Linked DNA regions of Homo sapiens: region 1 is linked to region 2. A link is an interaction called in ENCODE POLR2A ChIA-PET data of the cell type or tissue named here. Cell type or tissue: A673. All regions are shown on one strand. Each heading gives the region's core, and the rest is flanking DNA. Links, peaks and the distances in the headings are about the cores only.

The links. ChIA-PET counts read pairs that join two places held together with the same protein. Peaks named below come from ENCODE experiments on the same cell type or tissue, not always from the same donor. Only the 100,000 strongest peaks of a DNase experiment are listed, where the experiment ranks them.
Region 1: POLR2A ChIA-PET joins it to region 2 with 10 read pairs; 2 of 35 experiments call an interaction of 5 or more read pairs at or near these places.

The regions. Positions count from the first base shown.
Region 1 is chr3:128,690,532-128,706,289 of GRCh38, reverse strand. No RefSeq gene overlaps it. Among named protein-coding and RNA genes, the nearest start is that of RAB7A, 28 kb to the left of the region's middle. In A673, for the core only: no CTCF peak of the experiment used is centred there; a DNase peak (open chromatin) is centred at 7,429; H3K4me3 peaks cover 390 bases.
Region 2 is chr3:128,993,287-129,009,044 of GRCh38, reverse strand. EFCC1 (EF-hand and coiled-coil domain containing 1) reads right to left here and starts at 7,741. Exons shown (of 8, transcript NM_001377500.1): 1 at 6,721-7,741; 2 at 4,968-5,251. The coding sequence starts at 7,416. CFAP92 (cilia and flagella associated protein 92 (putative)) reads left to right here and starts at 14,969. Exons shown (of 16, transcript NM_001394090.1): 1 at 14,969-15,065; 2 at 15,709-15,758. The coding sequence starts at 15,741. RefSeq lists a silencer at 14,754-14,963 and an enhancer at 15,540-15,758. In A673, for the core only: no CTCF peak of the experiment used is centred there; a DNase peak (open chromatin) is centred at 6,814; H3K4me3 peaks cover 1,129 bases; H3K27ac peaks cover 1,038 bases; H3K27me3 peaks cover 4,098 bases.

The DNA.
Region 1 (15,758 bases), core at 4,423-12,422, 300 kb after region 2:
GGTAGATGGAATTACAGGTATACATGCCACCATGCCCAGCTAATTTTTTTTCTTTTTGAGAGGGAGTCTTGCTCTGTCACCCAGGCTGGAATGCAATGGCGTGATCTTGGCTCACTGCAACTTCTGGCTCCCAGGCTCAGGCGATTCTCCTGCCTCAGCCGCCTGAGTAGCTGGGATTACAGACATGTGCCACCACGCCTGGCTAATTTTTGTGTTTTTAGTAGAGATGGGGTTTTACCATGTTGGCCAGGCTGGTCTTGAACTCCTTACCTCAGGTGATCCACCCACCTTGGCCTCCCAAAGTGCTGGGATTACAGACGTGAGCCACCGCACCCAGCCTAATTTTTTTTTTTTTTTAGAGATGGGGGTCTCACTATGTTGCCTAGGCTGGTCTTGAACTCCTGGGCTCACACAATGCTCCTGCCTTGACCTCCCAAAGTGCTAGGAGTACAGGCATAAGCCACCACGCCTGGCTGGAGCTCCTTTAAAGCTGGGAACAGGCCACTTTGCCAAAAGAGCAGTTGAGACAGTGTGAAAAATACATATGACCTCCTAAGTCATTAATTACTTTATATAGTGAGAGTCTGTTTATGACTGAGTCTAGCACCTGCTTTAGGAATCCAAGAAAAACATGGGCCTGAATCTCACAATCACAAAAAACATCCTACATTTAGAAATTTAATGCTTATCATATCACTCCATAGTCCTGAACCAGGATCAATCACAGTATATATTCAGATGCTGTAAAAGAGAATCAAAATACATGTGCAGGTGGACAGTCACTGGCACCTGTAATTCCAGCTACTTGGAGGCTGAGGCAGAAGGATCGCCTGAGCCCAGGAGTTGTTTGGTCTTTTGTTTTTTGTTTGTTTGTTCGATTTTTAAACAAGATCTCACTCTGTCACCCAGGCTGGGGTGCAGTGGCACAATTGCGGTTCACTGCAGGCTTGACCTCCTGGGCTCAAGCGATCCTCCTGCCTCAGCCTCCTGAGTAGCTGGGACTATGTATGAGCCGCAGCACCTGCATCATCATTTTTGTGTTAAAAGCATTAAGTTGGCAAACTTAAACCTTTAGACTGTTCTAGAAACTTTAATACTTTAATACCCTATTTCAATCTCCTTTTTTTGTTTTTTAATAATAAGCCAGGAGCTAAAAGGAATTGGCTCAGACTTTCCTCACCTGTGATAGCAAAGAGATGATCTCTGCCCTCTTAGTCAAGTGTGGGAGACACACATGTAAATATATCATTTAAAAAGGTACACACAAAAAGCTACAGAGGGCCAGAATATGACTTCTTCTCCAGAAGGTAAGAAAAAGCTTGTAAGAAGAGGCAATTCATTCATTTGGTGGAAAAAGCAACAAAGAACATTCTAGATAAAGGGAATGGCTTTGGCTGGGTGTGGTGGCTCACGCGTGTAATCCCAGCATTTTGGGAGGCAGAGATGGGAGGATCGAGTGAGGTCAGGAGTTCAAGACCAGCCTGGCCAACCTGGCAAAACCCCATCTCTACTAAAAATACAAAAATTAGCCAGCCGCAATGGTGTGCGCCTATAATCCCAGCTACTCAGGACACTGAGGCAGGAGAATTGCTTGAACCTGGGAAGCAGAGGTTGCAGTAAGTGGAGATTGCGCCACTGAACTCCAGCTTGGGTGACAGAGCAAGACTCTGCCTCAAAAAAAAAAAAAAAAAGGGAACAGCTTGAGCAAAGGCACTGCGTGGTGGAGGTACCCCAGTGTCTTAATCTGTTTTGTGCTGCTATAACAAAATACCTGAGATTGGGTAACTTATAAGGAACAGAAATTTCTTTTTTCTTTTTCTTTTTTTTTTTGAGACGGAGTCTGGCTCTGTCGCCCAGGCTGGAGTGCAGTGGCGAGATCTCGGCTCACTGCAAGCTCCACCTCCCGGATTCCTGCCACTCTCCTGCCTCCACCTCCCGAGTAGCTGGGACTACAGGTGCCTGCCACCACGCCCGGATAATTTTTTTGTATTTTTAGTAGAGACGGGGTTTCACCGTGTTAGCCAGGATGGTCTGGATCTCCTGACCTCGTGATCCACCCGCCTTGGCCTCCCAAAGTGCTGGGATTACAGGCGTGAGCCACTGCGCCCGGCCCAGAAATTTATTTCTTAAAGATCTGGAAGCTGAGAAGTCCAAGCTTAAGGCTCCAGCAGATCCAGTTGTCTGCTCTCTGCCTCCAAGGTGGTGCCTTGTTGCAGTGTCCTCTGGAGGGAAGGAACACCGTGGCCTCACATGGAGGAAGGCAGAAGGGCAAGAGAGCTGGAGGCTGCTGCAACAAGCCTGTTTTATAAAGGCCTTAATCCCATCCATGAAGGAGGAGCCCCTATGATCTAATCATCTCCTTAAGCTCCCTCCTCTTACTATCACTTCAGTAGCTATTAAGTTTCAACACTTGAATTATGGACGGGACACGTTCAAACCATAGTACCTGACAATTCACCTGAACACAGAGTACATGTGGGTTGGATGAGTGGCTAGAGACCAAGCTGAAGAGGTAGGCTGGGCCCCAGTGTTGGAGAGCAAGATTTTTTTTTTTTTGAGACAGAATTTCACTCTTGTTGTCCAGGCTGGAGTGCAATGGCGCAATCTCGGCTCACTACAACTGCTGCCTCCCGGGTTCAAGCAATTCTCCTACCTCAGCCTCCTGAGTAGCTGGGAATATAGGAGCCCACCACCACACCTGGCTAATTTTTTGTATTTTTAGTAGAGAGGAGGTTTCTCCATGTTGATCAGGCTGGTCTCGAACTCCTGACGACAGGTGATCCGCCCGCCTCAGCCTCCCAAAGTGCTGGGATTACAGGCGTGAGCCACCTCGCCTGGCTGAGGAAGACGTTTTATTTGTTAAACGGTGGTGGGTATGTTAAATTGATTTTTATCATCTATGTCAACCTTTTAGTGTGACTTCTTAAGCTGCAGAGATTAGAGAGCTTAAAAAAAATAATTCACATTTCCCAGACTTTCTTGCAGTTAGAATTCTGGATAAGAGTTAGGTTTACTCCTTAAATGCACTGGTGCATAACATAACAGCTAGGAGATGGGGGCCATTGTTTTGCCGCCCAAGTCCTCACTGCTGGCCAGCACAGCCAGGGAGACACTAGGTTTCAGCATAGGCGAATAGGCCAGTTCTGTTTTGTTCTGGGTGCATTCTTTTTTTTTTTTTTTAATTTGAGACGGAGTTTCACTCTTGGTGCCCAGGCTGGAGTGCAACGGCGCAATCTCGGCTCACTGCAATCTCTGCCTCCTGAGTTCAAGCGATTCTCCTGCCTCAGCCTCCTGAGTCGCTGAGATTACAGGCATGTGCCACCATGCCCAGCTAATTTTATATTTTTAGTAGAGACAGGGTTTCTCCATGTTGGTCAGGCTGGTCTCGAACTCCCGACCTTGGCTGATTCGCCCGCCTCGGCCTCCCAAAGTGCTGGGATTACAGATGTAAGCCACCACGCCCAGCCAAGTTCTGGGCACAATCTTGGAGGTCCACCAGAGCCCCTTTCTTTAGGTCCTCTAAGATTTTGTAAGCATCTAATCACCTGTATTAAATGCCTTTCTGATGAAAATGGCTAGAATGGCATGTCTTCTGTAACTGAGCCCTGATTAATGCAGAAGGTACGTGGTTTGACTGCCCAGCTGAATTCCAGCTAAAACATGGCTCGAATTCAGGCTCTGGCTCACATTTTGGAGAGCCTGTTACGTCCACAAGGCAATGTGGACACCCCCACCAGAAAACTCTTCTGGCCTGGTCTGCTGCAGGTGAAGGCTAGATCATTCCTGAGGGCAAGTTAGGGCAAATATAAAAGCCTTCTCTGTAGGGATCTTGCTTCTGTGACACCATTGGTCCTCTCTTCCACACTTAAAGGTGAGGATTGTACAATCCTGTTCATGACCAGGGTCAACTGTCTGCAACAGTATACCAAACGAGTTAAAACACCTGTCATCACTGAGATTTTGAACCTATTTCCCTATAAACAAAGCTGGAGACTGGAGGAGAGGAAGGGTAGTGGTAGAGGATTCAGAAACAAAGAGGAGGAAGTGAATATAGATGAACATTTTTTTTTATTTTAGCAATCGTCTATTTAAGTAGAGTAGGAAACAATAACCTGTAAAATAAACCCAATTTTCAAGCAGCTTTGCTTCGGACATGCCCATGTTTAAAAAGCAAAGCAGTTAGGGGAAATCTTAGATAAACAATAGCATAATAGAACTGGCATGACGGTATAGCACAGATTTGTGCAGTTATCATTCCAATTTCTGACATTTGGAAAGCCCGCTGCAGGATTACATTAGTCGTCATAACAACCGTAGGCGCTGCTTATTTTGCCTCCACTTTAGAATGGAAACTGTGGGTTAAAGGTTGAAATGACCTGTCAGGATCACGTAACAAGGTTGGGATTTGATCCTGGCCAATGTCTTCTTCACTGCCCTCCTACCCCCCACCTCCTTTGTCTTATATATAGACCCTGGAGCTACCAGGAACAATATCTTTGGAGAAGTGAAAACTCTTCCAGGCCACTTCCTGATGGCTGTGGTCATTTGCCAGATCCCAGTTCCCCTCTGGTGGGCCTGGTCTGTTGCAGAGAGCACTCAGGAAATCTGCCAGGCCCTCCGCCTGAGTCTCCAACCTGGCTGCTTCCTCAATGGTGCAGGTTGGAGGAAAGCAGCTGCATTCAGGTTCCAGGGCAGAGAGGAGAGATGGGCTGGCTGGGTCTCTGCTGCTTTTCCTTGTGCAGTCTCTGGCCTGCAGTCTGCATTCCAGGAAGACAGTACAGAAAGAGCAGCAGTGATGGTGCAGGGGGATGGGGATGCTGCCTGATGACAGGCCGAGTTCTTTCTCAAAAGCCATTGGCCCCAGGACTCAGGCCAATGTTGTATGAAGCAGCATACGAGAGGTGGGTAAGGTCCAAGCCAGCCTTCCTGAGGAGCTAGATGCCACTGGTGTGCCTGATAAGCCAGAGATTTCCATACTTTCCCAGGGTGTGGAATGGGGTACTTCAGAGGCCAGCTAGTTGGGGAGAAGGTCTTCTGGGGGTGGCTGCAGCCCCCTGCTCTTGCTCCCGCCAAAACAACTTCCCTTTTATCTGTTTTAGATACTAAAACCTTTTTGAGAACCATTGCCCTAGCATCTTTTAGGCCCTAAGTTTGAAGAAATGCTCCCCAAGGCCTCATTCAGCCACTGGCTCTGAAGATATCCAGGGCAGAAATGGATGGGCTGGAAGAGAGCAATGGTAAGTATGACAGAGGGATCTGGGAACTAGGTGAGTGAGAGGAGAGTGGATCCCAGAAGCAAACTTTTTACCAAACCCTCTTCCGAGGTGCATCCTTTTCATTCCCCTACTTAGTTAAAAAGCAACAACAGGCCAGGCATGGTGGCTCACACCTGTAATCCCAGCACTTTGGGAGGCTGAGGCGGGCGGATCACGAGGTCAGGAGATCGAGACCATCCTGGGTAACACGGTGAAACCCCGTCTCTACTAAAAATACAAAAAAATTAGCCGGCCGTGTTGGCGGGCGCCTGTAGTCCCAGCTATTCAGGAGGCTGAGGCCGAAGAATGGTGTGAACCCGGGAGGCAGAGCTTGCAGTGAGCTGAGGTTGCACCACTGCACTCCAGCCTGGGCAACAGAGTGAGACTCCGTCTCAAAACAACAACAACAACAACGACAAAACCACCACCACCACCACCAACAAAAAACACAACAACAAAGCATGTTGGAGGCCAGGCTTGGTGGCTCACGCCTGTAATTCTAGCACTTTGGGAAGCTGAGGTAGGTGGATCAGCTGAGGTCAGGAGTTCAAGATCACTCTGGCCAACACGGTGAAACCCCATCTCTACTATAAATACAAAAATCAGCAGGGCCTGGTGGCATGTGCCTGTAGTCCCAGCTACTTGAGAGGTTGAGGCAGGAGAATTGCTTGAACCTGGGAGGCAGAGGTTGCAGTGAGCCGAGATCACACCACTGCACTCCAGCCTGGGCGACAGAGTGAGACTCGGTCTCAAAAAAACAAACAAACAAAAAACACGTTGGTCTCAAAATATGTGTGTACAATTGTGAATTGTAAAATAATAATTTGGCTGGGCGTGGTGGCTCACGCTTGTAATCCCAGCACTTTGGGAGGCCAAGATGGGTGGATCACCTGAGGTCAGGAGTTCAAGACCAGCCTGACCAACATGGTAAAACCCTATCTCTACTACAAATACAAAAATTAGCTGGGCGTGGTGGCGAGCACCTGTAGTCCCAGCTACTTGGGAGGCTGAGACAGGAGAATCACTTGAATCCAGGAGTGGGAGGTTGCAATGAGCTGAGACCGTGTCACCGCACTCCAGCCTGTGTGACAGAGCGAGACTCTGTCTCAAAAAACCAGTAAAATAAAATAAAATAATAACTTTACAGTGGAAAAATCTGGTAGACCCCACCTTAACCAAATGATCACATTTAACATTCGTAATATTGTGCTAAACTACAATCATGAAGCCTGCACGAGTGTCACGTGTTTGTAGTCCCAGCTCCTTGGGAGGCGGAGCCAGGAAGTGTGCTTGAGCCCAGGGGTTCGAGGCAGTAGTGTACGATAGCCACTGCACCCCAGCCTGGGTAGTACAGTGAGACCCTGTCTGGGATACTGAATGTTCTCAACACCAAGCTGTAATCCCAGCTACTCGGAAGGCTGAGGCAGCAGAATCATTTGAACCCGGGAGGCAGAGGTTGCAGTGAGCCATTGCACTCCAGCCTGGGCAACAAGAGCGAAACTCTGTCTCAAAATAATTAATAATAATAATAATAATAAATAAAATATAAATTAAAAATCAAGATTAGAAAAGACAAAGGCTGATAAACTCTTCTGGATTAAGAGACTAAAGAGGTGTGACAACAAAATGCAATGCACCTTAATGGATCTTGGATGGACTAGGCAGGGAAAAGCCACAAAGGATATTGTTGGGACAATTGAACAAACTGAACATGGACTGTGAATTATGTAACGGTATTGTATCTTTTTATTTTATTTTATTTTATTTTTTTGAGACAGAGTCTCACTCTGTCGCCCAGGCTGGAGTGCAGTGGCGTGATCTCGGCTCACTGCAACCTCCGCCTCCCGGGTTCAAGCGATTCTCCTGCCTCAGCCTCCGGAGCAGCTGGGATTACAGACGCGCGCCACCACGCCCGGCTAATTTTTGTATTTTTAGTAGAGACGGGGTTTCTAACAGAATGGCTTTGTTCTTAGGAAATAAACCTTGAAGGTAGGGGTTAAGCAAAAAGATGTCTTTAACCTATCCTCAAGTGGTTCCGGGAGAAAGGGGAAGGTAAAGAAAAAACCTGAGGCGTGTGAGCTGCCCGGGGCTGGAGAGGGGAGGGCGCCGGGAGAAGCTTCTGCAGGCACCCTTAGGCGGCTGGAGCAGCCTCCACCCCGCAGCCTGCGGCCAGCCCTCCCCAAGCGACGCTGGGTCCCCAGCGGGACGGGAATGGCAGCTCAGGCTCCGGGCTGCTGTTGTCGGGGGAAAAACGGCTCGGCGCTGTGGCCGCTCCCAGGGGCCAGGCTGGGCCCTGGTGAGGCAGGCGGGTGGTTGTGGAGGGCAGAGGCTGGGAGCCCGACCCCTGAGGAAAAAGAGACAGCTGGCCTGGGTTGGGGGCGGGGGGTGGTGGGTGGGGTGCCGCGCTGAGGTCCTGGGGGAGGAGGGGGCCAGAACCCCGGGTCAGAAGGAGGCGGCCGGAGATCAGGACCGTGGGTTCTGCGGAAGGAGGAAAGCCGCCAGCCTAGGGTTCCCCTCCGCATTTCTCCCCGCCAAACATCCCGCTCCGCAGGGGGAGGGTCCCAGGCAGGTGGCAGTGGCTGAGCGGGTGAGGAGCCCAGCGGGGCCCGCGTGAGGCACGCAGTTCTAGGTGCCCCGGGAGGCCTGTGGGAGACCCAGGCGGGAAGGCTGCGGTAGCGGGCGGCTGAGCCGTCCCGAATGGAAGTCGCTCACGCAGGAGTGCAGGGGCCAGGGTGGTGGCGTCTGCGTACAGCCTTCTGGGCCCTGGGAAGCCTGTTTGTCACCGAGGCGGGAGCGGGGAAGGGCGTTCTTCCAGCAATTTTTAAAAATGTGATTCGCGGCCGGGCGTGGTGGCTCACGCCTGTAATCCCAGAACTTTGGGAGGCCGAGGCAGGCGGATCACGAGGTCGAGAGTTCGAGACCAACCTGGCCAATATGGCGAAACTCCGTCTCTACTAAAAATATAAAATTAGCTGGGCGTGGTGGCACGAGCCTGTAGTCCCAGCTACCCGGGAGGCTGAGGCAGAAGAATCGTTTGAACCCGGGAGGCGGAGGTTGCAGTGAGCCGAGATCGCGCACTCCAGCCTGGGCGACGAAGCAAGACTCTGTCTCAAAAAAAAAAAAAAAAAAAAAAAAAAAAAGGCCGGGCGCGGTGGTTTACGCCTGTAATCCCAGTACTTTGGAAGGCCGAGGCGGGCAGATCACGGGGTAAGGAGATCGAGACCATCCTGGCCAACATGGTGAAACCCCGTCTCTACTAAAAATACAAAAATTAGCCAGGCATGGTGGCGCGCCGCCTGTAGTCCCAGCTACTCCGGAGGCTGAGGCAGGAGAATTTCTTGAACCCGTGAGACGGAGGTTGCAGTGAGCCGAGATTGGGCCATTGGACTCCAGCCTGGCGACAGAGCGAGACTCTGTCTCAAAAAGAAGAAGAAGAAAAAAAGCGATTTGCTTCAGAATAAATGAGGACAATGAGGACACAGGAAGTCCTGTGTTCTCACAGGCAGTGAAGAAACAAGATTGGCCACTAGTTTATGTTATAGAAGCTGGTGATGTGTTCTTGGAGATTCAGTATTCTATTGTGGTTACTTTTCGTATTTTTTAAATTTTTTATTTTATTTTTTAATTTTATGTAGAGATGGAGTCTCACTTTGTTGCCCAGACTGGTATCTTTAAATTTTTTTTTTTTTTTTTAGACAGAGTCTCGCTCTGTTGCCCAGGCTGGAGTGCAATGGCACGATCTCCACTCACTGCAACCTCCGCCTCCTGGGTTCAAGCGATTCTCCTGCCTCAGACTCCCAAGCAGTTGGGACTCCAGGAGCGTGCCACCACGCCACGCCCGGCTAATTTTTTGTATTTTTAGCAGAGACGGGGTTCCACCACATTAGTCAGGATGGTCTCGATCCCCTGATCTTGTGATCCGCCCGCCTTGGCCTCCCAAAGTGCTGGGATTACAGGCGTGAGCCACCACACCTGGCTAAAATTTTAATTTTTAAAAACGTTTTTTAAAGTTTCTTTTTTATTTTTTGAGACAGGATATCGCTCTTTACCCCAGGCTGGAGTGCAGTGGCCTGATCAGGGTTCACTGCAGCTTCACCCTCCTGGGCTCAAGGGATCCCTCCACCTCAGACCCCATGTAGCTGGGACCACAGGCATGTTCGACCATGCCCAACTAATTTTTTTTTATTTTGTAGAGATGGGGACTCCCTGTGTTGCCTAAGCTAGTCTCGAACTGGGCTCAAGCAATCCTCCTGCCTCGGCCTCCCAAAGTGCTGGAATTACAGGTGTGAGCCACTGCACCTGGCCTGTTTTGTGGGTTTTTTTTTTTTTTTTGAGATGGAATCTTGCTCTGTCACCCAGGCTGGAGTGCAATGGCATGATCCTGACTCACTGCAACCTTTGCCTCCCAGATTCAAGCAATTCTCCTGCCTCAGCCTCCCGAGTAGCTAGGATTAGAGGCACCCACCATCATGCCTGGCTAATGTTTTTATTTTTGTAGAGACAGGGTTTCACCATGTTGGACAGACTGGTCTTGAACTCCTGACCTCAAGTGATCCACCTGCCTTGGCCTCCCAAAGTGCTGGGATTACAGGCGTGAGCCACCGCACCTGGCCTGTTTTGTGATTTTTTGGTAACAGTCATCCCAATTGGTGTGAAGTGATACCTCATTGTGGAATTTTGGTTTGCATTTCCCTAATGATTAGTGATGTTGAATATCTTCTTATGAGCTTTTGGCTATTTGTATTTCTTTTTTGAAGAAATATCTATTCAAGTACTTTGCCTGTTCTTTAAAAAAGATCTAAAAATTGTAGTAAAATACACATAACAAAATTTATAATTTTAACTTTTGTGTGTTTGTGTGTGGTTTTCTTTTCTTTTTTTTCTTTTGTTTTTTTGAGATGGAGTTTTGCTCTTGTTGCCCAAGCTGGAGTGCAATGGCGCGATCTCGGCTCACTGCAACCTCTGCCTCCCGGGTTCAAGCAATTCTCCTGCCTCAGCCTCCCGAGTAGCTGGAATTACAGGATCGCGCCACCACGCCTGGCTAATTTTTTGTTTTTTTAGTAGAAATGGGGTTTCACCATGTTAGCCAGGCTGCTCTCAAACTCCTGACCTCAGGTGATCCACCCGCCTCGGCCTCCCAGAGTGCTGGGATTACAGGCGTGAGCCACCATGCCTGGCTTTTTTTTTTTTTTTTTTTTTTTTTTTTTTTTTTTTTTAAGAGACAGGGTCTTGCTGTGTTGCCCAGGCGGGTCTTGCTGTGTTGCCCAGGCTGGTCTTGAACTCCTGGGCTCAAACAATCTTCCTGCTTCAGCCTCCTGAGTACCTGGAACTAGAGGCATGTGCCACTACACCTGGCTTAACAGTTTTTTTTTTCTTTTGAGACAGAGGCTCGCTTTATTACCCAGGCTGGAGTGCATTGGCGTGATCTCAGCTCACTGCTACTCCCGCCTCCTGGGTTCAAGTGATTCTCCTGCCTCAGCTTCCTGGGTAGGTGGGATTACAGGTGTTTGCCACCACGCCCAGCTAATTTTTGTATTTTTAGTAGAGATGAGGTTTCACCATGTTGGCCACGCTGGTCTCAAACTCCTGACCTCAGGTGATCTGCCTGCTTTGGCCTCCCAAAGTGCTGGGATTACAGATGTGAGCCACTGTGCCCAGCCAACAATGTTTAAGTGTATTGTTTAATGGCATTGTAAGATAATAATAAATATTGGCCTGATGCCGTGGCTTACACCTGTAATCCTAGCACTTTGGGAGGCTGAGGCAGTCAGATCACCTGTGGTTAGGAGTTCAAGACCAGCCTGGCCAACACGGCGAAACCCCATCTCTACTAAAAATACAAAAATTAGGCAGGCATGATGGCTCACGCCTGTAATCCCAGCACTTTGGGAGGCCGAGGCAGGCAGATCACCTGAGGCTAGGAGTTCAGGACCAGCCTGGCCAACATGGTGAAACCCCATCTCTACTAAAAATACAAAATTAGCCAGGGGTGGTGGCACATGCCCATAATCCCAGCTACTCGGGAGGGTGAGGCAGGAGAATTGCTTGAAGCCAGAAGGTAGAGGTTGCAGTGAGCCGATCTGTGACACTGCCCTCCAGCATGGGCCACAAGAGTGAAACTCTGTCTCAAAAAAAAAAAAAAAAAAAATTACACAGGCTTGGTGGTGGGCGCCCGTAATCCCAGCTACTTGGGAGGCTGAGGCAGGGAGAATTGCTTGAACCCAGGAAGCAGAGGTTGCAGTGAGCCGAGATCTCACCAATGCACTCCAGCCTGGGCGACAGAGAGAGACGGTCTCAAAAAATAAAAAAGGGCCAGCTGGGTGCAGTGGCTCATGCCTGTAATCCCAGCACTTTGGGAGGCTGAGGTGGGCGGATCATGAAGTCAGGAGATCGAGACCATCCTGGCTAACACGGTGAAACCCCCTCTCTACTAAAAAATAGAAAAAATTAGCCTGGCTCGGTGGCGTGTGCCCATAGTCTCACCTACTCGGGAGGCTGAGGCAGGAGAATGGCGTGAACCTAGGAGGCGGAGCTTGCAGTGAGCTGAGATTGTGCCACTGCACTCCAGCCTGAGCAACAGAGCAAGACTCCGTCTCAAAAAAAAATAAATAAATAAAATAAAATAAAATAAAAAAGGGCCGGGCACAGTGGCTCATGCCTGTAGTCCCAGTACTTTGGGAGGCCGAGGCAGGCAGATCACGAGGTCAGGAGTTGGAGACCAGCCTGGCCAACATGGTGTAACCCCATCTCTACTAAAAATACAAAAATTAGCGAGGCGTGGTGGCAGGCACCTGTAATCCCAGCAACTTGGGATGCTGAGGCAGGAGAATAGCTTGAACCTGGGAGGCAGAGGTTGCAGTGAGCCGAGACCTCGCTATTGCACTCCACACTGGGCGACAGAGCGAGACTCCATCTCCAAAAACAAAAAAATAAATAATATATATATACACACACATATATATACATACATATATACACACGTATATATGTATATACACATTGGTCTCTGCCCCAGTTGCTGGCACAGAGCCCCTAATACTCATGTAATTTTCTAAGCAGTAGGGGTGCTAAGACAATCTTTTGTTCTAACATTTGGTCTTTGACCCTGGTTCCTGACACAGAGTTCCTAAATCTGTTGGAATTTCCTGGGTGACAGGAGCGGAGCTCTTTTGTTCTAATGAGGGAACTCTTGGCAGATCCCTGATATCCTCAGGATTGGAGCTGGTTGACAAGGGAACCAACCTGTGATTAGATGGTTGGAACTTTCAGCAGCCCCCTGACTTTGGGGAGGAGAGAGAAGCTGAAGGCTGAGTTGATCACCAAAGGCCAATGATTTAGTCAGTTGTGTAGGTCATGAAGCCTCCCTAAAAACCCAAAAGGACAGGGTTCAGAAGAGCTTCCCAACAGCTGAGCACAGGCAGATTCCTGGAGAGGGGCATGCCTAGAGAAGGCATAGAAACTCTGTGCATCTTCCCCACACCTCTTCCTGGGCATCTCGTCCATCTGGCTGTTCATCTGTTTTTTTGTTTGTTTGTTTGCTTGCTTGTGACAGAGTCTCACTCTGTTGCCCAGGCTGCAGTGCAGTGGCACAATTTTGCCTCACCACAACCCCTACCTCCCAGGTTCAAGCGATTCTCATGCCTCAGCCTCCTGAGTAGCTGGGACTACAGGCACATGCCACCATGCCCAGCTAATTTTTATGTTTTTAGTAGAGACGGGGTTTTGCCATGTTGGCCAGGCTGATCTCCAACTCCTGACCTCAGGTGATCTGCCTGCCTCGCTCAGCCTCCCAAAGTGCTGGGATTACAGTGTTCATCTGTATTCTTTGTAATATCCTTTATAAGAAACCAGTATACATCAGTAAGTGGTTCCCTGAGTCTTGTGAGCCACACTAGCCAATTAAATAAATCCTGGGAGCCCCAGTTTATAGCCAATTGGTCAGAAGCACAGACCACGACCCGTGCTTGCAGCATCTGAAGTGGGGGGCAGCCTTGTGGGACTAGAGCCCTCAACCTGTGGGATCTGACACTATCTCCAGGTAGATGGTGTCAGAACTGAACTGGAGGACACCCAGCTGATGTCTACTGGGGAATCCGCAGAATCGATGTTTGGTGTGTGGGGAAATAACCCCCGCATATCTGCTGTTGGCAGTGTTGAGTGACTGGGTAAGAGTAGGAAAAATCACTTAGGTTTGTTCCTCTATCTCACACAGATATTAAGTATGTTCAGATTGCTGTGCAACCCTTGCTTATTTTGAAAATGGGTTTTCTGTTGTTGAGTTTTAGGAGTTCTGCATGCATTCTGGATATTAATCTCTTATCAGATATATGATTCACAAATATTTTCTCCTATTCTGTGTGTTGTGTCAAAAACACAATTTCAACACATTGAGTTTTAAAGATTTGGCTAGATGTGGTATCTCATGCTTGTAATCTCCTTACTTTGGGAGGCCGGGGTGGGGGGATCACCAGAGCCTAGGAGTTTAAGGTTACAGTGAGCTAGGATTGCACTACTGCACTGTAGCCTGGGTGACAGAGCAAGACACTGTCTGTAAAAAAAATAAAGATCTAATTAGCTTTTATTGGTGATTCATGAACTGAGCAACATCCAGCCTACAAAATAGACAGGAGCTCTACCAGGCATGGCAGAGCAGTAGGTTTTTCTAAGGCAGGCAGCTTGACCAGGAACAAGGAAACAGCATAGTGGAAAAAGTGGATTGGTTGGCTGGGCGCGGTGGCTCATGCCTGTAATCCCAGCACTTTGGGAGGCCAAGGAGGGCAGATCACGAGGTCAGGAGATCGAGACCATCCTGGCTAACATGGTGAAACCCCGTCTCTACTAAAAATACAAAAAAAATGAGCCGGGCTTGGTGGCGGGCGCCTGTAGTCCCAGCTACTTGGGAGGCTGAGGCAGGAGAATGGCGTGAACCCGGAAGGCGGAGGTTGCAGTGAGCCGAGATTGCGCCACTGCACTCCAGCCTGGGCTACAGAGCGAGACTCCATCTCAAAAAAAAAAAAAAAGTGGATTGGTTAACATTAGGTTCCTTCGGGTTACTTTCCTTGCATGGCTTAAAGCAGAGGGGACTTCCTTATCAAGCAGCTTAGGTTGAATGGGCCCCTTTTGATTGGTTGCTGTGAATCTATTTTTTTGTAAAACTGACCTATTGGGGATTTGACTGTTGCCTCTCTCCTGATTTCTCAGAAGGTCAGATTTTTTTTTTTTTTTTTAGACAAGAGTTTTGCTCTGTTGCGCAGGCTGGAGTCCAGTGGCACGATCTCAGCTCACGGCAACGTTTGCCTCCTGGGTTCATGCAATTCTCCTGCCTCAGCCTCCCAAGTAGCTGGGATTACAGACATGCACTACCACACCCAGCTAATTTTTGTATTTTTAGTAGAGATGGGGTTTCACCATGTTGGTCAGGCTGGTCTCGAACTCCTGACCTCAAGTGATCCACCCGCCTCGGCCTCCCAAAGTGCTGGGATTACAGGCGTGAGCCACCACGCCCAGCCCTAAGGTCAGATCTTATAAGCAAACAGCTTAGGTTTCAGTTTGGTGACATGGAACCTTAGCATGAGTGACTCCATTTTGGGTCAGCCTGTAGGGGCCTAGTGTAGGAGGAGCTCAGTACAAATCAATGGCCTCCATTTGGCCAGGCACTGTGGCTCACACCTGTAATTCTAGCACTTTCAGGGGCCGAGGTGGGAGGATCCCTTGAGCTCAGGAGTTCAACAATAGCCTGGGCAGTATGATGAAACCTCTTCTCTACAAAAAAATAGTAGTCCCAATTACCGGGGAGGATGAAGTGGTAAGATCGCTTGAGCCCAGGAGGTCAAGACTGCAGTAAGTCATGATGGCATCGCTACACGCCAGCCTGGGCAACAGAGTGAGACCGTGTCTCATAAAACAAACAAACAAAAAAACCAAATCAATGGCCTCCCATAAATATACCAGAACCCTTTGTTTTTCTTTGATGCTGTTCAGGCTCAGAAAATGATACCCCAAAGTATGCTGCTTTAGCATGCTGAGTGCTTTGAACTAAAGGAGACTGAAAGGTTCCAGAAGCAAAGTCTCTCTCTGACCTTCTCCTGCCCTCCTATCTCCCATCCCTCTTTCTCCACTGAAGTGAGAATCAGAACCCTTCTTCCCAAGGCAGGTTGTAGTAACTAGAATCCCACTCCCCCAGAGCTAGCCACAAAACCTAGAAAAGTTACTCTGTCTAGGCTGGGCACGGTGGCTCATTCCTGTAATCCCAGCACTTTGGGAGGCCGAGATGGGCGGATCACCTGAAGTCAGGAGTTCGACACCACCCTGGCCAACATGGTGAAACCCCGTCTCTACTAAAAATACAAAAAAAAAAAAAAAAAAAAAAAGTTGGGCGTGGTGGCACACGCCTGTAGTCCCAGCTACTCAGGAGGCTGAGGCAGGGGAGGTTGAGGCAGGAGAATTGCTTGAACCCAGGAGGCAGAGGTTGCAGTGAGCTGAGATTATGCCACTGCACTCCAG
Region 2 (15,758 bases), core at 3,196-11,195:
GCATTACTGCAACAGATTCCCGCCCCGCCCCCCACCCCGCCAATAATCAGTAATGTCTACTATGCATAAAAATGTGTGTGGGGATGGACTATTTTGTGGGATTTGAAGAATAAGGAGCTGAGTTTCTCATCTCAGACAAGGTCATGTGAGTGGAGACCAGCTGTGGGAAAGCAGGATCAGAGGCTGATGTGGCTGCGAGGGGACCAGGAGCCTCTTAGGAGGACTGTGCACCTCAGCAGGCAGGGGCTGGGCCAGGGAGTACCTGAGTCTTCCCCAGCTCTAGGAGGCCTGAAGATGCCTTTTGACACCTGGGAGGCTTCTATTTCACCTGCAACTCCTACAGCTCTGAAAGCAGCAGGAGCTCCTTTGTGGCCCCTCAGCACATGGCACACCTGTGCCCTAACATGTCTACTGCCATTTCTGTGTCCCAAGGATTGTGGCACGGGGATTGGTCCACAGAACGTGCTTAGAAAATACTGTTGAATGAATTAAATAAATGTCTCCAATTGCTTACATATTTATTGTCCATCCTGTTAGGCTGCTGGTCAAGATGGTGGTTTGGGGTGCTATGAGAAGCCCCTCTTCCATCTACAAATATGTTGAAATGCTGGATAAAATAGAACTATTTAAAAGAATATAGAGCCAAAGTCAAAATCAAGAAGAGGAGACCTCCAACTTGTGTGGAAAGCAGGAGATGGAGCTGAAACGCCCATGGAGGGATTAGGGACAGGAGACCTTGCATAGTGAGTTACAGAAGGAGACTCCCTGCATGAGGCCAGGGGCCAGCAAGGGCTGTCTTATCCATGAACAAAAATGAAAAATATTCCACCTATTGGTCTTGGGGTTTTGTTCCCAGGTATGGGACTCAATCTCTCACTACCTGTGCAGCTAGGAAACTCCACGCTAAGTATCAAAATTAAAAACTGGTCTAGAATCAGGGCCTGGTGGAGGCAGATGGAAAACTGCTCTGAAGGGAACTCTACAGCCAGTTCTATGTGTGACTCTCAAGGATCATGGCCCTGCCAAAGACGGCTCACAGCCCAAAATGACAGTGCCTGCCAAGAATGCCTCATCATGACAAAGACAGCAGGTGTAAAACATCTCAGGAAGCTCAGATATTACAGCAATCCACAAGAGACTTTAAAATTAGTATGGTTGAATGCTACAGAGATAAAGGATTAGACAGAACCTACAACACAAGGACTGATAAGGATGAAAAAGAAAGTACAGGTCTGAAAAAGAACTCAATAGAAGCCCTAACATGAACAATAGAGTCATCAAGATCCCATTTTAGGAAAGTGGCAGCACAGTTTGACTCAAAGTTAGGAAATTCAACGCAGTCTAAATTCAGCTGAGTTTGGGTATGTGACTTTAGTAAAACCACTCCCAACCCCAAGGGTCTATTTCCTTATTTGAAACATCCGACATAATACCAACCTTAGAGGGAAGATGAGAAGATCAGCGTGAGTCAGTATCTGTGAAAGTGCTTTGAACACTGGGAGATGCTGGAAAGGTGTTTGTTGGGTCATTTATTCTAACCAAATGGCTTCAAGCTGTCATTCTCAGGGGGAGTTCAGTCATTGCTCTGTTTTCTCCCCAAAGACACATCTGCAGAGCACCTAGAGACATTCCAGAGTGATGTCACTTAAGAGGGTGTGATGGGGCTCTACTGTTTGGGGCATGGGGCCCTTTCCTCCCGGTAATTCCTCTAGAATGCAGCCCTCTAGGCCAACTGCAGAGGACGGGGCTGATTCAGCTCAATAGTCACGGACATCTGAGCTTCTGGCACTTGAAAAGCAAAAGCAGAGGTGAATTGTAGCCTACAGTCCCTCCCCAGCCAGTAAAATGTCCGGCCGATGTTTCTGGGGTAGGAGAATCCAGAAGGATTTGTGCATACTACCAAACCCAACTTGAGCTTGTGGTTGGGGCCATCAGGCTGGGCTGTGAGTCCTGCCCTTGCCACTAAGTCGCTGTGCCACACTGGACAGCTGCTTCCTCTCTGGTCTTGGTTTTCTTGTCTGTGAAATGCTGACAGTAACACTTTTCTTTTAGACTAGAGGCCCCATGAGCTTACATGAAAAAGTGCCTGGTATGCAGTTGATGCTCAATAAATGCCCATGGCTATTCTGTCTCCTCTCCTTTTCCTTCTTTTCAGAGTGAGAGCTTTGGGGCAGGTCAGTCCACAAACCAGCAAACTTTGACCACAGAAAATGGGCAGAGGAGGTCAGCCCCCCGGGCAAGGTAGGGTTGAAGGCATGTTTCTAGAGGGGCAGAGAAATTAGTGACACAGCCATCTGCCTAATCACCGTGTGCCCTTCACATAGCATCACTCATTCTCTGGTCCTCAATTTCCTCATCACTAGGTGTTTTCTTCAAAGCCTCTGCAATAGCTGCTCCTACTTCTTCCTTACTAACAGAACCCCACTTTTGGCCGGGCACAGTGGCTCACACCTGTAATCCCAGCACTTTGGGAGGCCAAGGCAAGCAGATCACCTGAGGTCAGGTGTTTGAGACCAGACTGGCCAATATGGTGAAACCCCATCTCTACTAAAAATACAAAAATTACCTGGGCATGGTGGCATGCATCTTTAATCCCAGCTATGGGGAGGCTGAGGCAGGAGAATCTTTTGAACCTGGGAGGCAGAGATTGCAGTGAGCCAAGATCGCACCATTGCACTCCAGCCTGGGTGACAGAGCAAGACTGTCTCAAAAAACAAACAAACGAACAAAAAACAGAACTCCAGTTTTGTTTGGGACTGACTAACAGGACTAGCCTCGCAGGTTTCTTCTTATGCCCGATCAGCAGATGCAAGGTCTGGAGGCACAGCAGCCATCGTGTAACTGTGAATCGAAGCACACAGGCAGTGGGGCCAGGCTGATTTGACTTTCCTACTTTCTGGCTGTGTGGCCTTGGGTACATTACTTAACTTCTCAGTGCCTCATTTCTCACAATCTGTAAACTGGGGATAAAACATCTACCTTGTACAACCTTATGGGGACTAAATGGTGCATTGGCTATGAATCCACTTTTTCTATTGTAAAGGGCTATGCCAATGTTTGTAGTCACTTGTAGCATTCTGCTATAGAGGACTAGTTGTGATTTTAGAAATAAACAAAGAAGAGCCCCTTTATTTCTCCTCTTGGATAAAGTTCCAAGGCTGGATGTGGGCCTCAAGCCAACCAGCCCTGCTCTTTAGCCATCAGCTATGCAAACAGGAAGTGGCTCTCCAAACACTGCATGCTGCAGGAGGCTGGCCCAGAGTCTGCCTCTTTGGAGGCCTCCCTCTAGCCCCATGCCTTACCATCTCCCAGCTGTGAGCTTCTCAGATGTCCAGTAGGTTCAAGGCCACCCCTTCTGGCTGCTCCACCCCCAGCCTGGGCTAGACCACCTTCCTCTCAGGATCAGGGATGGCAGGAGCCCCTCACTGGGCTCTGCACTGTCTCCTGCTCTCCCCATCTGCCCATCTCTTTGTCACATTGTAGCCAGGGTAACTTTTTATTGAAATCTGCTTCTGTCACCTCCTTACTTAAAACTTTTCCATGGTTTCATGTTCTTTCTCTTAAGGGAAAAACTGAAATCCTTGCTGCCACCTTCCAGGCCCTAAATGGGCCTCCCTTCAGCTCTACCCCTCCAGCCACTCTGGCCTCCTTTTAGTTTTTGAATGGTCCCTTCTGCCCTAGGGCTTTGCCCGTACTGTTCCAATTTTCTAGAATGGAATGTTCTCTCTTCTCCTCTCTCCATCTGGCCCGGTAACATCCTATCCTCAAGTGTCACTTCTTTGGGGGCAGGCTGATGAGTGTCCCCCACCTCCTGCCTGCTGCCACGCATCTGTTCCTGTGAAGGTCTCACCTGCTCACAGGTGGCTGCTCAGGGCAGGGAATTCAGTCTGTCCTAGTCACGTGGTCACATCCCTGATGCCTGGGATGGCCCCTGGCACACAGAAAGTGCTCAGCAAATGTGTAGTCAGGCCGGCCAGCAGGCAGGGGTGACTTGTGATTTGAAAGGGAGAGAGGCTCTGTCTACCAAGCATCTACCATGTGCCAGGCAGGACCTCATGGCCTCTTCACAGCCACTCCCACAGGCAGGGACCCCAATCTGTGTTCCACCCAAGAGGAAGCAGGGTCTGTGAGGGGTGGTGACTTGCCCACACTCACACGTCTGCCAAAAGCCCTGCCAAGATTTGAACCTGGGTCCCAAGTCCAGCTTCCTGCCCTGGTGGAGCTAGCACAGGCAGTCATTACACACCTGTTTCCTCATCTACAGAGTGGAAACATAGCAGTACCCACCTCACAGGGCAGCTGTGAGGCTTAAATGAGTTAAGCCACATAAAGTACTTAGCTCAAGGCCTGGCAAACAGCGAGTGCTTAGTAACTGTAAGCTATTATCATTATGATCGAATCCAGGAACAAATAAGAATGAGCACATTCAACTGCAATCTATGATAAACAAATAGAGGGTGTTTGTGGATGAACAGGAGGATGGATGGACGGCTGGCTGGCTGGGTGGGTGGGGGGATGGATGGATGATGGATGGGTGGGTGGGTGAGTGGATGGGTGGGTGAGTGAGTGGATGGATGAATAGATGGATGGACGGGTGGGTAGGTGAGTGGATAGGTGGATGGATGAATGGGTGAGTGGATGGATGGGTGAGTGGATGGATGGGTGGGTGGGGGGGGTGAGTGAATGGACAAATGGATGGATGGATGGGTGGGTGTGTGGGGTGGGTGAATGGATGGACAGATGGATGGATAAATGGATGGGTGGGCAGATGGTTGCAGAGCAAGCAATGGAGCAGACTTATAACTTAAGAAATGGAGAACTGACAAAGGAATGAAAGAATACATGAATAAACGCATGGAGAAACTGCGGAACACGAGAGCGCGTGGGAGGGGGATTGCACACCCGAAGTTTGGGAAAATGGGAGCCGAATTGGGGAACTTGGGCCCAGGGCACGCGCCCCCGCTCACCTGTAGCGTTGCAGCTCCGCCTCCAGCCGCCGCACCCAGCGCTGCAAGCCGGGCACCTGTTGCGCCAGCGCCTCCAGCTCTCGCACGCGGTGCAGGCTGCGCAGCACCACCTGCCGGGCCTCCTCCGCGCGCCGCCGCACCTCGGCCTGGCCACGGCGCAGCCGCCCAGCGCGGGCCTCCGCCGCAGCCAGGGCGCCCTGCGCCTGACGCAGCTCCCGCACCGCAGCCTCCGGCCCGCCGTGCCCCATCTCGTGGGTGCTCGCCTGGCTCTTCCAGAGTCCGACCTGCGGGGACAGGGCAGCAGGGGCAGGGGGTAAGTGCCCCAGCCAGATGCACCAGACGAACGCCCGCCACGACGGCGGCCCCATGCCTCTGCACCCAGAAGCGCTTGAGCACGTTTCTTGCGCCGTCTGCTTCCGGGTGCCAGGCCCTTAGGTCCGGTGCGTCCAAGCTCCTTTAACCCTCGCCACATCCCCAGGGAGGCCCAAGCTCTGATTCCTCCTCATCCCCCACCCCCCAACGTTTTTTCACTGAAGGAAACTGAGACACGACGCCTGTATTCTGTTCCCTCTATAGTACCAACCTCGCGACTCTTCTCGGCCTACTGTATTGGCGGCGTTCAGCCTGCCGGGTGGCGGTTCCTCATCTCCTAGACTCCCCCCAGTGGCATTTCCAGCCCTCCCCGTGCCTGCTCACTAGAGGCTTTTGAGGGTGGTTTCTATCTGTCTTTACTGGTGTGTTCCCAGAGCCTAAAACAAACCTGGCACATAGTAGGTGCTCAATAAATACCAAGCATGAGAGATGCCGGAAGACCGTTCAGGCGCATCCCATGGCTCCCAGTACGTTACTTGGGATTCCACATCAGAGGAGTAGTTTCCCGCCTCCACCCTGGCTTCCATGCACACTGACACTGAAAACCACACCTTGCCACTTCCCTGCACTCTGCAGTGTCCTGAGCTAAGGCGGGGTCATATAATGTCAGTTTCTTCCTGGCCTGTTGTCGCCTGGGGTAGGGGCTGTTCCTTTCCTCCTCTGACCCCTGCGGCCCAGCACTGCCCTTGGTGCTCGGCTGGCACAGTGCTTAAGTGTTTGTCGACGGCTCCCAGATGCTAAGGCTGGGTCCCTATCTCACCCCATGGTTTCTTCTCAATAGCCCAGAGCGGGTCTGGTTCCCGCAGGCACTTGGTGGCCCGTGAGTGCCTGATCCACAGTGTGAGCCACATTGTCTGTTTCTCACTTGTCTCTGTTTCTCCCACAGGGAGCCCCATAAGTCTTTGCTGATTGACAGAAGGAGCTGTCAGTCTACCCCAGGAGGCAGGGATATCCCTAAAGGTGAGGACAGGGCCTTCTTCACACTTCTGTCTCCTAAACCTCCCAGAAGCCTGGCAGGAAGGAGAGAGAAAGATGCTTGTTGAAAGGGAATATGTGAGACTACCCAGACAGGTGCAATTCCTAGGTTAAAGGGGCAAGACGCGATGATGTGGCGGTGGAGCAGAAAAGTGGGGTATGGTTGTTTGAGTGTGATTGGGGTTTTCAGGAATGGAATAGGTGGTAAGAATAGGGTTGGGGACTGGAGTGGAATGGGGAGGAACAGGGGCAAGATGCAAGTGTGCTGATGCGGAGTGGGATGGTGTGGGGCTGCCCTCTGTCTCCCCTTCCTCTGACTCTGTCCTGTCGGGCTCCGCAGCCAGCCAGCTTTTAGTTCGAGCCCTCTCCCGGGCGTTACCACCCTCCCTTCGTGGCCGGCGCGCACCTGCAGTGCTAGGCAGCGCGCATCACTGCTCTGCAGCGCGGCGCGCAGGTCCTCCACCAACTCGCGCAAGCTGCTATTCTCCTCCTCCAGCCGCGCAACGCGCTCACAGTCAGGACCGCTGTCGGGGCCAGGCGCGCAGGGCGGGCGGCGGCGGCGGCGCGGACGGCGCAGGCGGATCTGCGTCTCGATGTGCTCGCTGAGAGCGCCGCGGGGCAGCCGGGGCCCCGCACGGGTGCCGAAGTAGCCACAGAGGCGCGCGTGGAACTGGCGGAAGGTGAGCTCCGGCGGCTCGGCGCGCAGCGCCAGGCGCGCCTCTTCATCGGTATCTGAGTCCCCGTCCGTGGCCAACTCAGCGGCCGCATCCCCGGGGGTCACATCTCTGGAGTTCCCGTCACCTGCTGCCTGCCCGGCCGTGGTGGCCCCCTCCGCGCGCAGCCCCAGCACAGCGCAGAGCGCTCGGAAGTCGGCGCGGGGCAGACGGCCGGCGCCGCGGCAGTCCAGGTGGTGGAAGACCTCCTGCAGGTACTGGTCCAGGCCGGTGGCCAGCACCACGATCTCGTTCTCCACGCCGCGGTCCAGCCCGTAGTGGTGCGCCAGGGCGCTCAGCAGCCACTGCGTGCGCCGCGCAGGTCGCCGGTACGGGTCACCTCCCGCGCCCTCCATGCCGGCCTCCGCGCCCGTGCTGACCGGCTCCATCGCTGCGCCGCGCGCCTCGCTCCTCCGGTCCCTCCTCCGGTCCCTTCGCCCCGCCACTTCCAGGGGCGGCCCCAGAGTTTCTCGAAAGGAGGGGCTTAGCGGTCGCGGTCTGGTTGGAGCGGCGCCGGGGACCGTGTCCAGCAGCTGCGCTGGCCTCACAGTGCGTCTGGTTTACCCCAGTTGCTTTGGAGGGGCCTGGGGTAGGGGGTCCAGGAACCCCCGGGACCCCGGCAGCGCCACCAGTGCCCGGTCGGCGTCTGGGTCTGGCTTCTCCGCGTGACTCCCACGCTCTCCTCTCCTCACTCACGGGGCGTTCCTGGCGTCTGCGCTTTTCCTCCCACTCCCGGCCGTCCACTCTCAACTCCCTCCTCCCTCCGCCCCGCCCGCCTGGCGCGGAGAGTTCGCTCCGAGACCTGGGCGAGGGGTTGGCGCGGGATCCGAAGCCCAGGAGGGCCTTGGGGGTGGCGGCCTCGTCCGGTTGCTGGGGATGTGCCCCCACACCCAAGCGTCACTCTTCCCCCTCTTCCCGGAAGGCCTTTCGAGGGTTGCCTGGCAAGCCTGCTCTCGCCGCCCTGTAGCCGTAGGTGCGGAAAAGCCTCCCCTCCGCTTCAATTCAGCTACTGGGTTTCCGAACCCACTTCTTGTGCCACCATAGACCGTGCAAAGAGCCCCAAGTAGTAACTGGGAAAGAGAGGGAAACAGGCTTGGAGAGGCAAGGGGTCTAGGTTAGGGGCACCCCGCTGGTGAGAAGCCCATCTGAGACGAGCCCTGTGCTAACTGCTCTCTCCCGATCCCTGTTGGGGGTGGGGATAGGACTCTCGGGAAAGTGGTGTCTCCCGGCCCTGCCACCTTTGTGCCTGCCGGTGCTGACTTGGCAATGGGATCCGAGTTCCATCTCTTGAGCTGGGGTTAGGTTAACAGGTCGATGATTGGCTGATGTTTTTTTCTGGTGTTTTAGAACACATTTCTGGAAGATGAAGAAAAACCTGCTTCTCTGGTGAGTGCTAGACTGTGTTCCCTTTCTTTTTCACGAGAGGGGTGCAGTGATATTGTGATATTGTCCACCTGTTACCTGCACCGGGAACGGTTATCCAGCCACGGTACCCAGCCATGTTGGAGCAAGAGGCAGACTCTTCAGCTGTTCCTAGCTATGACAGAGACAGAATCTTGCCTTGTGGATAACTCTGTGAGTTTAAATGTAAAATCTTGCCGTTTGAAAAGCGATAGCATTCTGTCTCCTCTGCCACAGTATCCCAGAATCAGCACGTTGTCCATTTGGCAAATTCGTACTTGTTCTTGAAGGCTTTGCCCAGAGTACATATCTGCTGGGAAGGAGTTAGAGGCTTCTCCCCAAGCATTTTGGACATATTCTTTTAGGTTTGTTTTTAATTATAAAAGTAATGGCAATTTGACAAAGTTTTTACATCACGTCCACTTCTTGGCTTCTACCTTCGAAAGCCACTGTGCACAGGATGTTCACTGCATCATTGTTTATTACAGTGAGAAACTGGAGACAACCTGGTGTCCATCAAATCAGCTAGGACTCAGCAAACGAGGATGAGCGGACACAGCAAGCCACAAGCTGATTATGCACAACACTGATGCTTACATAACAAGAACAAAAACACACAAAACAATACTAAGTATTTTCTACTAGGACATGTGTATGTGAGTGCACAGAAGAAGATGGAGGGATTCATAAGTGGATTCAGTGGTTCTTTCTGCAGATGGGAGACACTGCAGTATTTCCCTTTTGTTAAGATGTTCTCATGTGTTTCTTTTTCTTGGCCGGTCGCGGTGGCTCACGCCTGTAATCCCACCACTTTGGGAGGCCGAGGCGGGTGGATTGCCTGAGGTCAAGAGTTCGAGAACAGCCTGGACAACATAGTGAACCACCCCCATCTCTACTAAAAATACCAAAAGTTAGCTGGGCGTGGTGGCAGGCGCCTGTAATCCCAGTTACTTGGGAGGCTGAGGCAGATGAATCGCTTGAACCTGGGAGGCGGAGGTTGCAGTAAGCTGAGATCCTGCCATTGCACTCCAGCCTGGGCGACAGAGCGAGACTCCGTCTCAAAAAAAAAAAAAAAAAAAAAAAAAGAACCTGATTTTATTTCATGTCAGCCCTAAGAGCTGGTAGCCCAGGCAAGAGTGCAACACCCTCCCCACCCCCCATCCCTGCAGCTGGTGAAGGAATCCTTTGAACAGTAGCTTTCCTGGGCCAGTCAATATTGAAAAGAAAGCTTTTAAATGTCTTGCTGGGAGCCGTTGCCGGCCTCCACTCCCCTACAGCTCAGGGAAGTAAGGGTTGATAATGGTTTGCTGTCAGGCCTGTCTGTCTGCCCTGCGGTGTTACCAGGCACCTCTGAAATAATTCTGGTTGCATCCACAAGGTTTTTGTTTAAGGTTCAAAGTGAGCAAACTCAGAGGTCTCCTTGCGTTCTTTTGTATGAGCTGGGGGGATGGGCGTGTGTCTGTGTGGGAGAGAGTCAGGGCTGTGGCAAAGAAATGATTTTCTGAAGTCAGTTCAGTATTGTTTGAGCCATTTCAAATAGTATATTGTTTAAAGTGTCTTTTAAAGGTCCGGGAAAATGCTAAAAAGCAAAAATCATCCACCATTCTGCCACCAAGAGAGGATCACTGTGTATTTCTGATGTATTTATTTCCAGACTTTTCTATGTATTTGGGCATGAAAGAACTTTTTGGAGTGATTGAAATACTCTATCTTCATGGTGTAGTGGTTGCATGACTGTGTACATCTGAATTTTACAGTGTGCAAATCGTAGCTCATTCAACTTGACATGAAAAGCACAGTGGAAAGGGCGCCATTGGGATCTTTCTTTGCACAGGAACTGAGCTTTGTAAACAGCTTGGCTGTGGTTTCTTTGCAGACACTGCTCCAGAGGCTGCTCTGTGCTCCCTGGGGATGAACTATAAGGTGCTTTGTCATCCCCCACAGATGCCCACTGAGGTGGTTTTCAGCTTTTCTCCGCAAAAACCATACTGTGAACAGTTTGTGCCATATCTTGAGTGATTTATTACTGGGCCAAGGAGTATACATATTTTATAAGCTTGTGGTATTATCAGCCTGTTTTTTGGAAACTTGTGTTGTTCTATCCAGAGCCCAGAACTGTCTGGGAATGTCCTTGGGCCATTATTTTCAGTGTCATAAAGCTTTTGGGTTTTTAGGGGTCTTGGTTAGTAGATTTGCTTAGTGTTCAGACACCAAGCTTTACTTCTATTAAAAATAGGCCTGTTGTTAGTCAAAGATTTCTTAGATACGACACCAAATGCATGATCCAAAAAAGAAAAAAATGATGAATCGGACCTTCATCAAAGTTCAAAACATTTGCACTTCAAAAGACACTATTAAGAAAATATGACGAACAAGAGACTAGGAGAAAATATTTGTAAAACATATGCCCAGTAAAGGACTTATATTCCGAATTTACAATGAACTCTTAACAACTCAGTAACAAGAAGACAAACAATCCAATCAAAAAGTGGGTGAAGATACAAACAGACATTTCACCAAAGAAGTTGTATAAATAGCCAACATGTGCATAAAACAATCTCAGTATTCTTGTTAGGGAAATGCACATGAAAACTATGATGAAATACTATATTATACTCATGAGAATAGCTGTAGTGAATAAAACAGGCAATAAATCTTGTCAAGAATTTGGAGAAACAGGAAACTTCATGTTGTTGATGGGAACACAAAATGATGCAGCCCCTGTGGAAGATAGTTTGGCAGTTTCTCAAGAAGTTAATCACAAAATGACCATACGACCCAACTCTTCCACTCCTAGATATCGACCCAAGAGAGATGAAAACACATCCACACAAAGACTTGTGTGGGAATGTTCATAGCAACGTTGTTCATAAATGTCTAAATGCCCAAGCCAAATGCCCATTAACTGATGAATGGATAGGCAAACTGTGGTCTGTCCATACAATAGAATATTATTCAGTCATGAAAAGGAATGAAATACTGACACATGCCTCAACATAAATAAACCTTGGAAACATAACGGTAGGTGAAAGAAACCAGTCACAAAGCCAGAACACAGTGTCTGACTCAATTTATAGGAAATGTCTAGAAAAGGCCAATTTTTAGAAACAAAGTAGATATGGTTGCCTAGGACTGGGAGTTGGAACAGAGATTAATTATAAATGTGCATGAAGTCTTATTAGGGGGATGAAAATGTTCTAAAATGAATTTATGATGATGATTACAGCACTAGGTAAAGTTACTGAAAATCATTGAATTCTACGCTTGAAATGGATGGATTTTATTAAATAAAAAATACTTCAATAAAGCTGTTAAAAATGGGGAAGGGGCAAGAAGAAGGTGTATGTAGCTGATTCCCAATATGCTTCCAGCTGCCAGAGTCTTGGGATAGCTTCAGGAAGGCCTCTACATAGCCTGTGGGAGCTTGGGAACCCTCCACCCGGCAGAGTAAGGATGAAGGGATGGATTGTTCAGTGACCTTGAACACCTCCTGCCCCTGGATGCTTGTCCCTCTGCTTACCAGATGTACAGTCCATGTCTTCATCCCCTTGAAGTGGGGCCAGCCTCATGACTTGCTTTGGTTAATGGCATGTAGCAGAGTGACATGGTGCTGGTTCCACGCCTAGGTCCCAAGAGGCCTTGCAACTTCTTCTTTGCCCTCTGGGATCCCTGCTCTGAGAATGCCATCTGAGGAAGCCAGGCCGGGCTATGAGGAGATGAGGCACCACATAGAAGGAAGCTGGTGTACCACTGGGGGCGGGGGAACCCATGGAGGGGAACCAGCGGGCCCACGAAGAGCCAGCAGCAACTGCCAGACATGCAAGTGAGGACTTCTGGCAGCTTCCAGCCATGTTGGTCCTCCAGCTGAGCACAGCATAGGGAGTGAGCCCAGGCGAGGCCAGCAGAGAACTACTCAGCTGATGCATGGAGTGGTGAGAAATAACAAGTGTTTGTTTGACACCATTAAGTTTGGGGATGGTTTTTACTCAGTAACAGATAACTGAAACAGAAGCCCCCCTTCCTTTGCTTCTGATCTGCCAGCCCTGAAGCCATCTTCACTGAGGTAGGGTTGTAGACCCACCACTGTCTCATACCTGAGTAGTGGGTAGCACACCTTTGCCCTCACTTCATCCTGTGATGCCCTAGGTCTTGACCCAGACACCATCTCTCTCAGGGCAGTGGTTCCATATTCTGGTTGTGCAATACAATCTTGGTGGTAATTTAAAAATATGGCTCCCGTTCCTATTATTTATTGCACAACAAATCACCCCAAAACTTAGTGGTTTAAGAGAGCAACAATTTGCTTATAAATCTACAATTTCTCATGATGGAGACAGCTTGTTTCTGTTCCTCAATGTCAGCCAGGGTGGCTCAAAGACTGAGGGCTGGGATCATTTGAAGTCTTGCACTCTCATATGTCTGGGGGTTGAGGCTGCAATTGGCTGGGAACCGTCAGTCACAACAGTTTCATGTGGCCATTTCACATGGCTGCTTGGGCTTCCTCACAACATGCTAGCTGGATTCCTAGCATGAATACTATACCTCAAAAGAACAGGGCAGAGGTAGATGGAATTTATATGACCTGGCCTCAGAAATCACATAGTGTCATTTCCTCTGCACTCTTTTGACTGAGCCAGTCACAGAGGTCTGCCCAGTTTCCAGAGAAGGAGACTAGACCCCCCAACTGGGTGGGAGGAATGTGAACCTCACAATGCCTGCCGGAAGATTATGTGGGAGGGGATCTTTTGAGGTGGCTGTCTTTGGAAAATACAATCTGCCACTGGTTTCTAAGCTCCACCCCTGGAGAGTCACTTCCACAGGTCTTTAATGAAGCCTCAGAATTGTATTTTTGACATGTAGGTGTTTCCAGTGCACATCCAGGATGGCACATTGGCCCTTGGTCCAAGACCTCTGGCCTCTCACTATTGAGCTTGGGAAGAGATTGGCTTCTGTCCTAGGTGGTGATGTGATCTAGGAACCTTTGGAGGGAAACCAGCCTCAGGCCAGTGGGTAGGACCTGGGGAGCAGGAGGCCTGATGTCTGTCCAAGAGTGGTGGTAGTGTTGAACTGCCCTTGTTAAAGGGCCCTTTTGGGGGCTGGTGTATCTGAGTAGCTTTGTATTCTTCCAGCCCTTCATGTGTCTCCTGAGCACTTCCTGGCATACAGACAGCAGTCTCCAGGCTGCTGCAGGTGGGGTGTGGGCAAGGTGGTTGCCGTTCTCGTGCTAAGAGTTTGAACCCACTCCTCACAGGGCCCACTGCCATTTGGTGTCTTCCCTAACAGCTGTACTTGAGGCTGTTTTTCAGACTGAACCCGAGGAGTATTGGAGCACCCAGTATTAAAGGGGCTGTCCCATGCCCTGAGAGCGGTCTGGGGAGGCATGCACTGGGAGGCTCAGGACTTGGGTCTCAGCCCCAGCTGCGCCACAGTTTTGCTCTTTGACACAAAGTAGGTCATAGCTCAACTCAGCTAAAGTTTTCTTAATAGCCAAGCTTGTGTGTAGCCTCAGCTCCCATTCTCTTGAACAAACTGACTGCCGGAGCAGGGTGCCCTCCCTCAACAGAAGACCTGCCTTGGCTCCCCATTGCCCATAGTCCTGTGCCCTAACCTGCCCTGTGGGGCTATGTACCATGGGCCCTGCACACTGCTACAGCCTCGCCACCCATTCCTGAAACTTGCCATGCCCTTTCACCTCTATGGGCCTTTGCATATGCTGTTCCTCTACCTGGGATGCTTTCTCTTGCTTTCACCGCCTCTGCCTAGTCACCCCCCAGATTTGGCGTTGCTCACTTCCTCCATGAGGCCTACCCCAGCCCTCTGTCCCAGCCGCTTGCTGTGCTGAGGTCCTCTACATTAGGAGCCGCAGCCAGGGCTCTCAGCTTGGGTGGTTTAGCAGACGAGCGGAGGCTTTGGAGTCAGGCAGTCCGGATTTCAACACAGTGCTGCGCCCTACTTGCTGTGTGACCTCGGGCGAATCGCTTCACCTCTCTAAGCTTTGTTTTCTGATCTCTGAGTTGGCGCTCATGATCACTAACAAGAATTCTCATGCTATTTTAAGGACATCAGCGACAGAAGCAGAGAATCTAATGAGAGGGATCGTGGGGAGGTCTGGTTTTTAAGGACATCGGCGACAGAAGCAGAGAATCTAATGAGAGGGATCGTGGGGAGGTCTGGAGTTTGCAGAGCCCACAGCTTCCTTTGCTTTTATTAAAGAATGGGAGGTGGGAGCTGATGGAGGGGGAGGAAGGAGCCATCAACCCCTACCTCCCATCGTACGGGCAAGGACCAGGCTTATAGTAGGTGCTGACGTTCCGAGTAGAAACTCCTTAATGAGTGAATGCATGAGTGAAGGAATGAAGGCAGCTGGTTTCTGAACCTGGATGTAGCCATTTGACAAACTGCGCGCAGTGGCTGAGGGGGAAAGCCCCGCCCCGCGGAGCCCCGCCCCCAGGCCGCACGCCCTCGCGTCTCCTAGCAACCGCCAAACGTAGCTGAGTGGCTGGGCCTGCGGCCCTCCCTGCACCGGCGGACGCTCCTCTCAGTCTTGGAGTCTCTTCGCCCAGGTGGCTGTGGATCCGGTACGGGAGTTGCCGCCGCGGTCCAACTCCCCGCTGCCGCCCAGCGCATCCGCTCGCAGGTACCGCCAGCACCTGGAGGGGAACCCCGACCCCTGCCCCCACCTCGGCCGCCGCAGCCCGGGACTCTTCCCGCCTCGCCTCGATGCGTGTTCCCTCTTCGGCGTTTGCCCGGCGTTCCGCCTCCATGGGCCTGAGCTGATGCCCCGAGCCCAGCACCCAGTGCACATTCATGTTCTGTCTTGGGGACAGGGCTTGCCCTCCCCGACCTCGCCAGGCTCCTGCACGTGCTGCCCCCGGCCTGGTTTGCCTCTCCCCAAATAGCAAACGCATCTTGTGCTTAGGCGCAGCAGGCCTGCCTGAGCAGACGTCCCCTCTCCCGCCTGGTGGCTCCCGGGAGCTGCTCACCTGGGGCAGGCATTCCAGAAGCCCGGCGACTGACTCCTGGTTAGGCGAAGGAAACGGGGTTGCTCGTCGTCGTGCTTACTGCCAGCCACCCTTATCTGTTGTTCCTTCATCCATTCATTCTCTAAGTCGATTGAGTACCGACTGTGTGGCAGGCAGTGAAGGAGCCCCGGCGTTCATCTAGGAGCAGGCGGGGGAAGCAGGGAAGAGAAGGGTGGGTGCTTCTGCAGGAGGCCGGGCTTACCTCCTGGAGCAGCCCTGGAATACAGGCGGGGACAGCCTTCACTTTCTCCCTGCCAGGAGCGCCGGCGGCCAGCAGTGCGCTCTGCAGCATGTCGCTACATGCCTGG